2 separate regions of the Mus musculus genome follow, and region 2 is linked to region 1. Evidence: chromatin contacts called from ENCODE Hi-C or POLR2A ChIA-PET data. All regions are on one chromosome and are shown on one strand. The core of a region is the stretch at or near the end of the contact, and the rest is flanking DNA. Distances in the headings are between cores, read along the strand shown.

Region 1 (7,073 bases), core at 2,455-4,954:
AGAGCATTTGCCGAGCTAGCATGTACCAAGCCATGGGTTTGATCCCTAGCACTAAGCAAAAGAAAAGTCCTACAAAGGGCTTTGTTGGCATAGTAGATTGATTCCCAGTAGCTTTTGGCACTCAAGAGCACCTTCTACAATTCACAGCTCCTGGGGGAAGAAATCCCATCTTCCACAGATGAGGAGGCTGAGAGTCCTGTGAAAAGAGATAATCATGTCTCATACACTCAGGAGAGAAGGCTACTTCTGCCTGAGAAATGAAAAGGCTTCCTGGGGTCCCAACATCTTAGTCCAGTCCTAAGATGCGGAAGGGAGGAAGATCAAAGTTTACAGAGAGGGAAAGCATTTCAGGAAAGAAACCAGCAGTAAAGCTAGGTGTGTGTGAGCTGGAAATGTCACCAATGAGATGACAAGCGTCCGGTACAGAGAAGCAACTGTGGAGTGTTGGGTGGTGGCACCTAGACTACAGACTGAAGGAAAGCTGGATGACCAGCTCAGGGCAGCTGGTGGCTCAGAGTCAGCCTCATTGTCTCCCTTCTTCTATCCCAACCTAGATCAGCCCAGAGGAGGAAGAGCGCCGCAGGGTGAGACGCGAGCGGAACAAGCTAGCAGCTGCTAAGTGCAGAAACCGAAGAAAGGAGCTGACAGACTTCCTGCAGGCGGTGAGCATCATCCCCAGGCCCGGACCCACAGAGCCCCAAGAGGGGTCTCGGCTCCCAAGAACACAAAAGACCCAAAATTACTCCTCAGGACTCTGTCATCCTCCCTGCCTGTGGGGAAGTCCTGGAAAAAGGATAAGGGAAAGTGGCTTAAATATTGTTTGTCGGGCTTCGAGGCAGAGTCGAAGATGGTAGGCAGCAATTCTCCTAAGATGCCCCCGTCTGATGGGAGTCATGGCCATTTTCTCCCAGAGGCTCACGGGAGGGAGTTGCAGTCCAGACTTGTTGGGGATGACAGGCACAGTCCCTACTCCAGCCTGAGGCTTGGGGATCTTTAGCCTTCATTTTCCTATCTTTCTGCTAATCCTGTAAAGGAGACCGACAAATTGGAGGATGAGAAATCGGGGCTGCAGCGAGAGATTGAAGAGCTGCAGAAGCAGAAGGAACGCCTTGAGCTGGTGCTGGAAGCCCATCGCCCCATCTGCAAAATCCCAGAAGGAGACAAGAAGGACCCAGGTGGTTCTGGCAGCACCAGCGGTGCTAGCAGCCCACCAGCCCCCGGCCGCCCAGTGCCTTGCATCTCCCTTTCTCCAGGACCCGTACTTGAACCGGAAGCACTGCATACCCCCACGCTCATGACCACACCCTCTCTGACTCCTTTTACTCCGAGTCTGGTTTTCACCTATCCTAGCACACCAGAACCTTGCTCCTCCGCTCACCGAAAGAGTAGCAGCAGCAGTGGCGACCCCTCCTCCGACCCCCTGGGCTCTCCTACACTCCTGGCTTTGTGAGGCACCCAGCCACATCCCTTGCTGGTGCTACTCCAAGCCATCCCCTTTCTCCCATTGATCCAGCAGGCCTGGACCATACCCTTGCCCCAAACCAGCAGATCTTTTATCTCTTCCGACTAGAACAAACACATTATGCTTTGATGTAGAGCCAGCTTGGAGGGGATCCCCAAAGCTGCTCACTGTTTTTCTAGAGCTGGCCTATCATAATTTGCACAAAATTAGAGGAAAATATGTTCCCTCTGCCAGAGAACGCCTGGCAGCCCAGACTTTGTAGATCCCCAGGGGTCCTTTGACACCCTTACCCCTTGCAGACCACTTTCCCACACCACGTCACTTTCTTCATGTTATCCAGCCTACTCTACACCTAGACAGAAGGTGCCCTTTGACTAGCCTAGAACACTAACTCACACAGCATCAACAGCCAGCAGCACCGGACATCCTGCAGGCTCCTCCTGAATGGCACAACGCAGGAGGCGCCAGGGGCTTCTGTGAGGAGCGGAGCTGCACTCCCTAGCTCTGAGAAGCGCTTAGCTTCAGGGTATCCGAGCCTCCACCGCAAGGGCAGCTGCTATTTATTTTCCTAAAGAGACTATTTTTATACAAACCTTCCAAAATGGAATAAAAGGCTTGAAGCTCTAGTCTGGGTTGTCATGTTGGATCCAGAGGCTAAAGGAGACCATTTGGAACAGGAGTTCCAGGTTCCAGTCTCAGCATTGACCTTGAAGAAACTACCATATGTTTTTGGACTTCCATATTCTCACCTGAAGAATGGGGCGACCCTCTGCTCTTCCTTGTCTCCTATACTGAGAGACTAAGAATGCTCTGGAGTGCAAGCAAAGAAGATTATCAATTATTTTCCCCATGGGAACCCACACTGCTCCTGTCTTAAGGACTGGGGGGGGGGCAGGGAAGGCCGGTGGTATATCCTTCCACCATCCATGCAGGCGGTTCAGTGGGCTTTAGGCCCCCAACACCTGCTTCCTGTCCCATTGTTTTAGACAGGAAGGAGCCTGGAAGGGAGCTGGAGCCACTACAGCGGCCGGATTTCAGCCTGTCTTGGCGCCCATCGGGGGAGTTAGTGGTCTACCACCGTCTCAAATCCCACCCCAATCCCAGGTAATAGGGAGTCAGCCCTAGCTCTGCAGTTCCTCCGGATGAGAACTGCACTGCATCTCTGGGTTTACGCCCTCTTCCCAACCCCGGCGAGTTCTAGACACAAGCTGGCCAGGCTTCGGGCTCTGCTTCCTTCCCAGTTTATTAGTCCCCACCCAACCACACAGCAAGTCCCTCCACTTCAGCCTCCATTTCCCCTGCTGCTCTGCCAGCAAGAGCAAGGAGCCCTCCTCAGTGCCAGGGCTTTTCCAGTCCATTCCAGCGCCCTGGTGCTCAGCCGAAGCTACGACCAGGTCTGGAGGTCCACAGCATTCCCCGAGCTCAGGGAGCAATCCAGGCAGGCATTGGCGTGGAAAATGCGGCGCCCTCAGTCATCAGGGGAGCAGGCTAGGGGCAACTGATCCGGGCTGCCCACACTGCCAGTGCTGGAACTTCCATCGCCTAGGTCGCGGGGCCCGCACGGTGGCAGGGCGAGCTCGGGTGTGGGCCCAGCACCTGAGCCCACTGCGCCGCCGGGGCCACCGCGGGGGCCCCACTCTTCGCCCAGTGCTAAGCAAAGCTCCTTAAGGGCCAGATTTTCCCGCAGCAGCTCCTCCTGGCGGCCTTCCAGCTCCGCTAGCTTCTGCCAACAGCCACCCAGGTCCTCGCGCACCGCCCGGGATGCTTGGGTCCCAAAGAGCTGCCACTGGCGCGCCGCACGCCGTCCTCGTTGGCGCTCCGAGTCCAGAAAGCAGCAGAGGTCGCGCAGCTCCCGGTTCTCCGCCTGCAGGCGCCGGTTGAGCTGTTTGAGCTCACGGATCTCGCCCAGGTGACCCTGCAGCTGCCGATTCACCTCCTGCATCAGGCGGCCGCGCTGCACTAGCGCTGCCAGGCGCGCCGCCTCCTCCCGCCGCAGGCGCCGCACCAGCTCCTCCTTACCCAGCGCCGCCATCTCCTCGTCCGTCAGCTCCTCCAGGCCGCCTGCTTCGGCCTCCATAGTTGATCAGGCAGCTGCAGCATCGCCCGCCCACGGCCGAGGCTCTGGAGCCCCTCCTCGGGCCGGTTGCCTCTCAGGCTCCGACCCGGGCTCTGGCTCCGAGGACCGTAGGCAGTGGAAGAGGCAGCGTAGGCTGCAGCAGCTACCCTGGGGTGGGCACGAGGCAGGGCGCGCGCCGGGGCGGGGCCTCGTGATGTTGCCCAAGAACAGCCAATCCAGAAAGTCTCCCAGGAAGGGGCGGAGCCTAAGCCTGTAGCTCTCTTTTCTCGCCCACTCCGGACCTGGGTGTCACGACCCTCAAACAGTAGAGACCTTCTCTCTCCTTTCCTTCTATGGTCATCTCAGCGGGACTTGAAGGCGTTACAGGACTCCATGTTCCAAAATCCCTCGAGCACTTTTTGAGAAATGATATTCAGGTGTCTGCCTTTGACTCCTTCCCACTCCGCAACAGAAGCTAAACAGATGGCTTACCAGGCTCTTCTTCCTTTCCGAGAACTATGAAGCATCACTCCCTCGCAGCTACTCCGAATCTAGAGTCAAAGGTCCTGGCCCATTCCCAACCCTCCCTCCCTTCCTCCCAGGGACCGTTTCCTGCCTGCAGGATGGGCCATCCAAAGGATTTGTTTGTTTAATAAACCTTTGTTGTGTGAAAGGTCCGTGTAGAAATACGCTTAACAATAATCCTGTACTTGATCAAAAAGGTCAAAATCTGACAGAAGAAGCCAAGGCTACACAGAGAAACCCTGTCTTGCAGAGAGAGAGAGCGAGAGCGAGAGAGCGAGAGAGAGAGAGAGAGAGAGAGAGAGAATCTTTTGGGGAAGAGAGAGAGGGCAGGCACAGAAGCTCACGTTGAGCATATGGCTCAATGACAACGCACTTACCTAGCATGTGGAAGGCCCTGGTTTATTCTTGGACCATAAAAAAAGGATGTGATACAGAAGTAGTCTCTGAGATCCCCAAAATATTTCCCAAAGAGGAAATACCTGAGGGGCCATTAAAGATGCATAAGATGCCAGCAGGGAGTTCCAGGACAGATAGGACTATGTAGAGAGACCCTGTCATCAAAACACAAAATACAAGACTGCCAAGAGAGAAAGAGTATGTGAAAGAAGCAAGAAGTGTGGGAAGAGTCACTGCTGCCCTGGAGAGTCTAGCTCCTTTAGGATTAAGCGAGGCTAGTTCTGAGAGTCTGGTAAGCGTGGGTATATGGGAAGTGGTAAGATGAGGAGGCTTTGAAGAGCAGGGTATATTGGTGGCTCCTATCCTGCAATCCCAGTGCTTGAGAGGTTGAAGTTGGAAAGGGAAGTAGACTTCAATGGCGGATAGATGTCGAGTTCTTAAGGACCTGCAGTTCTGGGCTAGAGGCTTGACAAAGGCCAGGTAGAATTTTAAAGAGGGAAATAACATTTCAAAATGTTTTGAGACAGGGTATGTAATCCTGGAGAGCCTGAAAGTAGACCAGGTTGGCCTCCAATTCACGGAGATTCTCTGGCCTCTGTGTAGGAATTACAAGCATGAACCACCACAGTCAAGAAAATATACATTTTAAAAAGACTTTTCTGAAGCCAGTTGTGTTGGTATTTGCCAGTAATCCCAGCACTTGGAAGGGAGCTGCAGGAGCCTCAGGAATTCAAGGTCATCCTCCCCACAGCAAATTCAAGACCTGATCTGTAGGAGACTTTGTCCCCAACTCTGTCCCCGCCAAAGAAGTCTCCACGTGTGCTGTGTGGGGTGGATTCTGGTGGCAGAGTGCACTGTAGATGAATAACACTGTGTCAGTGAACAGAGAGCTGTGCAGAACTAGGCTGGCACTGAGTCAGTGGGGCGGGGAGTAAGCCGCAGAGAGAGGCACTCAGCAGGCACATCAACAGCTCTGAATGCCTGAAGAGAGAAATTTGGGAGATAGCCCAGGTTTCTAGAACGAGATGGGTGCTGAGGCTGCCACGGAGATAAGAGTACAGGGAAACAGACTGGAGCTGAGAGGGATCTGTCTAGAAACCCTAAAATGTGCTCCGCCTAGGGACCAGAAGTGGAGTGGGAGACCTGGTCTTATAAACCAGGACCTCCTCCAGGACCTCCTCCCCCTGTCTCTAGGTAGCAACCCGCAAGTGCACTGAGATGAACTGGCTTTTGTAGAACTCATTTTCCCCCATTTTTCGAGACAGGATTTCTCTGTGTAGCCCTGGCTGTCCTGAAACTCACTCTGTAGACCAGGCTAACCTCCAATTCAGATATCTGCCTGCCTTCCAAGTGCTGGGATTAAAGGTTATACAGGGTTAATTTTATTAGTAATTATAGCCAGTAAGCTATATTTATGTATTATACAACAGTGCATACATATGTAGAGATCAGGTGATAAGGACTAGGTATACTGGTGGTTCCTATCCTGTAATCTCAATGCTTGGGAGGTTGAAGATCAAAGACTGCTGCCAATTTAGACTAGCCTGGACTACAAAGTAAGACCTTGTCTTAACAAACAAACAAAACAAAACCTGGAGCTGGTTCTTTCCTTACACAGTATGGGTGCAGGAGAACGAACTCAGGCTTGGTGGCTCCTGTGTAAATCTTTTACTGCCTCATGAAAAGACAAAGAAGACAGCCTTACTAGATGGGTGCCCCTGCAGATACCTACTTCCAGGCAGAGCTCTGAAAGACTTTAAGTGAAGTCACTAGCTTGTGTGTGGGTGTAGTATGTGGTGAAAAACTGGGGCTGGAGAGAAAGCTAAGTGGTTACAAGCAAGGAACCACAACCATATGTGCAACTAACTCATATTTGCCTGTAAATTTAACTCCAGGGGACCTGATACCTCAGGTCTCAAAGAACATTTGCACTCACACGTACACACCCTCTCCCCACATACACATTATTCAAAACAATAAAAATAAATACACTCCGGGAACAAGAAAAATGGTCATCTGTCTGTCTTATGGACAATGGAAGTAAGGGCCACATACACCTAGCAATCGCTACGATAGAACCTTGGAAACATTCTAATTTAGGATACAGGTCAAAACTGGGAGGCTCTGAGAAAACTGAGAAGATGGGAGTGACAGAAGGGGTTAACGGGAGAATCTGCAAGACAGGGTAGACTGAGAGAAGACTATCCCGACATCTTCCGAAAAACCGTTCACAGAGCTGAGCGGTGTCTCACTAGCTCCGTCCCGGAAGTGGTCCTTCATCAGCTCCGGGTGCCCGGAGCAAAATCTCCGAACTCCCGGAAGTCGCTCTGCGGCTACTCGCCCGGCCGGGGCCCGTACAAGCTCCAGCTTCGGGCGAACCCGGCCCGGGCATCGTCATGACCAGCGAACTAGACATTTTCGTGGGGAACACGACCCTTATAGATGAAGACGTGTATCGCCTCTGGCTGGATGGTTACTCAGGTCTGTGAGCCGCCCTCCCGGGAAGCTGTTGTTGGGGATCGGGAAGAGGGGGCGTGGCTAGGATTTAGGCTTGGTTTAGGGAAGTGGACAGACTGCGGGAAGTCGGGGAAGTGTAAGGATTGGAGGTGGAGGTGGAACCCCTGGAGGGCCTCT
Region 2 (7,073 bases), core at 215-2,714, 350 kb after region 1:
GCAGCTGTCCCCATCCACCCCCAGCCCCAGCTCACTGAGCCCTTTCAGCCTACACTGAGAACTCTAGACCCAGCAGGACTGAGAACTGAACACTGAGAAAGGAAAAGTCGATGGAAACATCCATGACTATTCTACTCCAAGCCTTCCTTCAGCTGAGGACTAGGTGTCCACAGAGAGAGCCAGGCCAGAAGGCCCGGGTCACAGAGGTCACTCTGCCTCAATTCCTCCTCCTTCCTTACCCCTTCCTTCAGACAGGGCCAAACCCACCCTCAGCTTGTGCCCTCTTAGGGCTTCTCTGTCCAGATCTGATGTCAGAGTGCTGGCCACTGAAGGGACCTATCCATCCTGCTTGCCCTGACTGTGGACAGACCGTGGAGCCATGCCTACCGAGGGCATCTTGAGTTAACCTGTGCTTGGTTTTGTTTAATCACTGCCTGTGAGCTAGCTTAACAGTTAAAAATGCTCCCTGTCTTCCTGGAGTCCAGCCTCAGCTTGATGAGGTCATTCTGCACGAGGCTCCCGTGTCATCCACACAATCATCCTTGGTGTGGCCCTGACCTGGTGCTGGGGACTCTCAAAGGTTCCCTTAGGTTCCAGACAGCTCCCACTGATCTGCCCCGTGCAAGCCAGCACTGTGGCCTGAAGAAGTCAGACAGAGATATATCATCACCCAGTATGGCCAGTTCGATAGGCTGAATGGTGGGTACGGAGCCCCAGATAGGCCTGGGGACTTGGATGTCCTGAATCCAGTAGGAGTATCAGCTCGATCTTACTCAGCCCAAATGTCCCCATCTTCCTCACTTGTACTTTGACCCCCCCCCCCATCCTGGCTGTCACAGAACGTCCACACACACAGTCCCCAGGAGTCCCCCACACATGGCCCCAGGCTGGTTCCTCTACATCCATCCTATACTTAGAGAGCTCTGTCCTCAGAGCTCCACCTCTCTGACTCAGTTTATCCCTCACTGAAATGGGACGCACCTATGAAGCTGTGATCTGCTTAGCACAGACCCTGGCTCGAGGGATGGGCTCCTGAAAGTGGTGGCTGTCACTACTGTTGCCTGCCACCTGCCTACCCACCCTCTTCTAGCACTAAGCAGAGTGGGGCACACTGCTGATGACAGCAGTAGAAGCTGTTGAGTTGCAAGCAGCCATGGATCACCAGTAGATGCCCAAGCCCTCCTAGATCCCTAGAGCTGATGAGCCAGGCACATCGCAAGAAAGGGTTAAACATTTCAAGTTTCTTTATATCTGTCTTGGAACAGGAGGAGGTGGATGAGAGGGAAGAACAAAATTCAAGCTAGTGGCTGGATGGAATTTTCCTGAGTTCATAAACAGGGCTCCTAAGGGAGATCACCATGGAGACAGTCTCGTGTGCCTGCCGTCTGGTTATTTCCAGCTTGGTGCATCACACAGGCTCCTGGCTCTTTCATTGGCTGTCACCACTCTCACCACCCGGAGCTGACACAGAATTGGTCCAGGGCTGGGATGTGCTGGAAGCTGTTGTTCTGAGCTGAGGAAGATATAGATAGGCTGCCATGGTCATTGCAGTAGCCACTGCTTTCCTCTCTGACCCCCTTGGGAGTCGGGAGTTGCCTTCTTTGTGCTTGAAGTACTTTTTCTAGCCAGAAGATGCTGGCTAGTCATGGCCTGCCATGACTTTGAAGGCTAACTTTTTTCCTGTTCCACAGTGGTCGAGGAAAGTCCTCGCTTTCACTGCCTACCTCAGGAGATTTGCCACCTTGCTGCCAAAAGAGATATTCATTCCAAGACTCTCACCCTTTTAGGCTGAGGGTCTAGCTGAGCCAAGCTTACAAATCCAAGTTTTCCAGTTTATAAGCTATAGGCTTGCTCTTCAGTGAACAACACTGGTGTCAGACTAAGGCAGTATGGCCCTGTGAGGTGGAGAGTGGGCATAACTGATTTTGTCAACAAAGTGCAGAGACCCAGGACCTGGGAGCCCCTTAGGAGTCTCCTGCTGGCTCCATACCAAGTTCCCTTGGGATGATCAGCAGCCTCCACAGCCAACACAGACTCCTTTTTCTTCTTGGGAAAAAAAGATACCTCTGTAGATATCTTCAGAGGTCCATTCTGGCTCTGACATTCAATAATCCTGAACTAAGGCTGCGTGTGACAGTGGACATCTGTAGTGCTAACTGCCAAGAGCAGGAGTTTAAACATGGCCTCTGTCGCAAACAGGAGGTCAGACATGGTGTGGCACATTTTCAATCTCAATACTCATGAAACAGAGGCAGGTGGATCTCTGAGTTCAAGACCAGCTTGGTCTACAGAGCAAGTTTCAGGACAGCCAGGGCTACACAGAGAAACCCTGCCTCAAAGAAAAATAAATTACATGAAGATCTTCAGTTAGTAGGTTGGTAGATTGAACAAACTGATTTTTTTTTTTGTCTGTTTGTGTTTGTTTTTCAGAGAGGGTTTCTCTGTGTAGCCCTGACTGTTCTGGAACTCACTCTGTAGTTGTAGGGTGGTCTGGAACTCAGAGATCTGCCTGCCTCTATGTCCCAACTGCTGGGATTAAAGGATTATAGAGGCCTGGCATGACTGGTTGATTTTTGAGACAGGGTCTCATTATGTAAAAAGCCAGTCTCCTGATTTAAATTTTGATCTTGCTTCCCCTCAGCCCCCAATTCATGTGCTAGAAATATAACCCAGGGTTGCTAGACAGGGCTCTATTAGTAAGGTACGTCTTCAGCCAATGAACCTAATTTAAACACCTGCCTGATACACACAGTGAATCTGTACAGAGCACATATCTATAGTCATTCGTGGCACACCAAGGGCTTCCCACTGGCAGGCCATACTCACCTCTACTAACTGTACACAGCTTTAGAAGCAAAATGGCTTCCCACACCACAGGTAAGAGAGGCTCGGAAGGATAGGGGAGCTTGCACAAGCTCGCACAGCCCCCTAACAAGGTCACAATTTAAAGCCTGGTGGTCAGGGTCAGGTGCTGGTAGCTCACACCTTTAATCTCAGCACTCAGGACACAGAGGCAGGTGGCCCTCTGTGAGTTTGAGGCCAGCCTGGTCTATGTAGAGAATTTCAGGGTAGCCAGGGCTACATTGTGGAGACCCTGTATAAAATGAAAACAACAACAACAACAAAAAACCCACAATAAATAAATAAAAACCTGGTGGTCTGGAATCAAGTCTGCAGAGGTATCTTTCTCAGCAGCAATAGGAATTAAAATGAAAAACTTTGCAGCATAGCCTACACTGGTGGGGAAGCTGTGTGGGGCAGGGCAGCCCCTGCTGGTGGGGAAGCTGTGTGGGGCAGGGCAGCCCCTGCTGGTGGGGAAGCTGTGTGGGGCAGGGCAGCCCCTGCTGGTGAGGATGCTGTGTGGGGCAGGGCAGCCCACACTGGTGGGGAAGCTGTGTGGGGCAGGGCAGCCCCTGCTGGTGAGGAAGCTGTGTGGGGCAGGGCAGCCCACACTGGTGGGGAAGCTGTGTGGGGCAGGGCAGCCCCTGCTGGTGAGGATGCTGTGTGGGGCAGACCTTGGAGAAAGTTCCACCGTGTAGTCTTGCCACAGTACCTCAAGAAAACTGTTGTGTTCTCTTGGCCTCAGTTTCCCCCTCAATAGAAGAGTTAGCCCAGATCTACAAGAGGGGTTAATGACAGAAGGATTTTTTGAACTTGGGCCTTCCTAGAGAAGCAGAGGAGGTCTCGTAGGCTCCATAGACTGTCTTATCCTAGAAAAGGCCAACCCTGAAGCCCAGAACCAGCCCACCCAAGGCCCCAGACATGTTCCTGTCACAGCTGCTCACATTCTGATGAACAGCCATGAGAACAGAGAAAATGAAGCACACCTGAAGACTCCCTGTTCAAAAGAGACTGAGCCTCCTGCTTCTTCTCTGCCATCAGAAACTGTGTGTAAGTGAGTTCCAGGACAGCCAGGGCTACAGAGAAACCCTGTCTCGAAAAACCAAAAAAAGAAAAAAGAAAAAAGAAACTGTGTGTGTGTCTGTCTGCGTGTGTATGTATGTGTGTGTGTGTTTGTATGTGTCTATCTGTGTGTGTGTGTCTGTCTGCGTGTGTGTATGTACGTGTGTGTGTATGTATGTGTGTGTGTGCGTCTGTGTGTGTGTGTGTATGTGGGGGGGTAGGTGCACATGAGTGCGTGTGCCCACAGAGGCATTGTTGCCTAGCTCTGAAGTTGGATCACTGAGCTGTTCATTGCCTGCTGCAGGTGCCAGGACTGAACTTGAGTCCCTTGCAAGGGCAGCGCAAACCCTTAAACACTGAGCTGTCTCCCCGGTTCCCAACAATATTATTTTTAACACGAAATCCGTAAAACACGTATAGCTGGGTTGTGTCATCAGAATGTGAGCAGCGCCCACAGCTCTCTGGCTGACTAATGCCTCTGTCTGGGCTCTTGGTGAAGAACTGAGTGGTTTGATCTTGGAATTTTCCACATAAAATATTTTGCTGATACATGCCCTTTCTGTACCTCCTATAAACAAGCAATCGAAGCAGGAACTTGGATCTAATTCAAGCCACCTCCTTTGAAAAGTTAATATCTTCTGAAGCTAGGCATGGCAGCTCATGGCTGTGGTCCCAGCGCTCAGGAAACTGAGGCAGGAGGATCAGGAGTTTAAGGCCATCCTCAGCTACATAGCCAGTGCCGGGCCAGCCTGGGCTACACAACACCCTTTTTCAAAACCAAATAAGCACACAAAAATTCTTAAAAATATAAATAGTAGACCTAGGCTGGTCATTGAGCACACACCTTTATCCCAGTACTTGGGAGGCAGATGCAGGTGGATCACAGCGAGTTCCAGGCCAGCTACATGACCTGGCCTACATCATAGTTCCAGAATAGCTAGGGCTGCTATAATGAGACTTTGTCTCAAAACTAAAAAAATACAAGTGGTATTCTGGGGTGTGACTCGAGGGACACAGTTTACTTAGCATAGGTGAAGCTGCGTTCCAGCCTTGTCATTGCAAACACAATTAAGCAGTCATCAGCCCTGTAAACCAAAACCGAGGACCACATCCCCTCCTCCCTCCACACACACACACACACACACACACACACTCACTTACACTCACATACACACACACTCACACACACACACTCACACACACTCACACTCACATACACACTCACACTCACTCACACACACACTCACACTCACACTCACATTGGCCCCCTGTGCAGCCTCCTTCTGGTTCCAGCATAGTCATTGGACATAGCCAGAGCTGAGAAATCACCTCAGGCAGCAGAGGTGCAGCGAGAGTCATCCCTGCACTGACTCACGCCCTGGCTTCCTGCTCAGAGCTGATCTGTTGACATCAACAAGTCCTAGCACAGAGGCTTCAGTAGGAAAGCTGCTGTCAATGATTGACAGCTATGATTGACAGCCAGTACACTCCTAGTGAAACCCAGGGTTTCTTACTGAAACCTGACAGAACAAAGTGGCACTGGATGGGGAGAGTCATGCTTCCACGCCCGCTTTCATTGCCTGTGTGTGTGTGTGTGTGTGTGTGTGTGTATACACAATGGCTGAGACAGTCAGAACAAGGAGTCTAGTCCCCTAGAACAGGACTTATAGATGTTTGTGAGCCGCCGGTGTGGGTGCTGGCTTCAGAACCCAGATCCTCTGCAAGAGCAACAACTGCTCTTACCTGCTGAGAATCTCTCTGGTCCTCGATTCGGTTCTCTCTGTGCTTCAGACACATTGGGCAGAGCCTCATGCGAGGCCCAGCTGCTAACACTGAGGCAGGAGCTGGCCGGCTAAGGCTGCTGCCTCCCTGGAGTGTGGGTTCCTGTGGAGGAGCTAGACAGCAACCCCAGGTAGAGAGCAGTTAGAAGGGGACTGGGGAGAATGCTTGCCTCCAAGTTTGAGTGCCTGACTTCAGTTCCCAGGAGCCACAGGGTTGAGAGAGAAAATGGATTCCTCCAAGTTGTTCTAGGATTGACTTCCTCCACACATGCACCATGACAAATGCACACACACACACACACACACACCAACACATACACACACCAACACACACATACACACACCAACACACACCAACACACATATACACACACCAACACACACACATAATGTAATTTTTTTTATTTTAAAAAATTGATTAAAAAATATGAAATAAAGGGAACCACAAGAAAGAACTGGTTTTCTATAAAGAGGCAAGAAATGTGACAGTTGGGAAGAGTAAGTAAGGATGGGAAGGAACCAACACTAAGAAGATAGGAAATTCTGACTGTCAGCATTCTGTCTAAACTCTACCCAGCAGTTACCTGGCAACAGCTAGGTAGGCCTGACCCACTATAAAAGGGGCTGCTTGGCCCCTCCTCCCTCTCTTTCTCTCCCCTTCCCATTCCCTCCCCACCCCATTCCACCTGCTCATGGCCAGCCTCTATTTCTCTTCTCTCTCCCTCTCTCTGCCTTTCTTTGCCCCTACTACTCTCTTAACTCCCCTCCCCATGCCCTGCATGAACTCTATTCTATATCACACCATAGTCGTGTGGCTGGTCCCTCAGGGGGAAGGGATGCCTTGGCATGGGCCCGCTGACACATCCCCTTCCCCCTACCTCAACACACCCCCATAGAACATATTCCTTCTCTCTTTATCTTTTTTAAAGATGTATTTATTATTATATGTAAGTACACTGTAGCTGTCTTTAGACACACCAGAATAGGACATCAGATCTCATTACGGATGGTTATGAGCCACCATGTGGTTGCTGGGATTTGAACTCAAGACCTTCAGAAGAGCAGTCAGTGATCTTACCCACTGAGCCATTTCACCAGCCCCCTCTCTTTATCTTTTTATAAGCACATTGGATATTAAGACCTTTCTTAGAAGTGATAGGTAAAGAGTTCTGCGTTGGTGGCAGGAATCAAGGGTCTGCTGGGTGTGGATTCACATCCCATGGAGCAGGGATTAGGCCTGGAAAAGCACAAATCTTTCCATCATCTGGCGCTGTGGGAATAACCCTAAAGTAGTCACCCGGAGCACAGGTTTAGGCCCAAAGCAATCCCAGGTCACGGATGCTGAGTTCCAATTTCCTGTGCCCCGGCCTTTGTCCACCAAGCTTCACC

Evidence for each region. Hi-C counts contacts between places; a loop is a spot of excess contacts on that map. ChIA-PET counts read pairs that join two places held with the same protein, here RNA polymerase II (POLR2A).
Region 2: a loop to region 1 is called in a map of T-helper 17 cell, with 2.1 times the contacts of the local background. The contact joins the enhancer-like site here to the promoter of Ccdc85b in region 1. A Hi-C loop is called at or near these places in 1 of 37 maps with a recorded cell type or tissue (T-helper 17 cell). POLR2A ChIA-PET finds 5 or more read pairs at or near these places in 3 of 5 experiments (Patski and embryonic stem cell).

What each region holds. Positions count from the first base shown.
Region 1 is chr19:5,453,859-5,460,931 of GRCm38, forward strand. It overlaps Ccdc85b (coiled-coil domain containing 85B), which reads right to left and starts at 3,705. Exons shown (of 1, transcript NM_198616.4): 1 at 1-3,705. The coding sequence starts at 3,539. The coding sequence ends at 2,931. Fosl1 (fos-like antigen 1) reads left to right here. Exons shown (of 4, transcript NM_010235.2): 3 at 555-662; 4 at 1,034-2,080. The coding sequence ends at 1,450. Fibp (fibroblast growth factor (acidic) intracellular binding protein) reads left to right here and starts at 6,749. Exons shown (of 10, transcript NM_021438.4): 1 at 6,749-6,920. The coding sequence starts at 6,836.
Region 2 is chr19:5,810,840-5,817,912 of GRCm38, forward strand. No RefSeq gene overlaps it. Among named protein-coding and RNA genes, the nearest start is that of Malat1, 12 kb to the left of the region's middle. Within about 2 kb of position 1,465, at least 2 of the 3 ENCODE cell types and tissues checked have a DNase peak (open chromatin) inside an H3K27ac peak, as active enhancers do.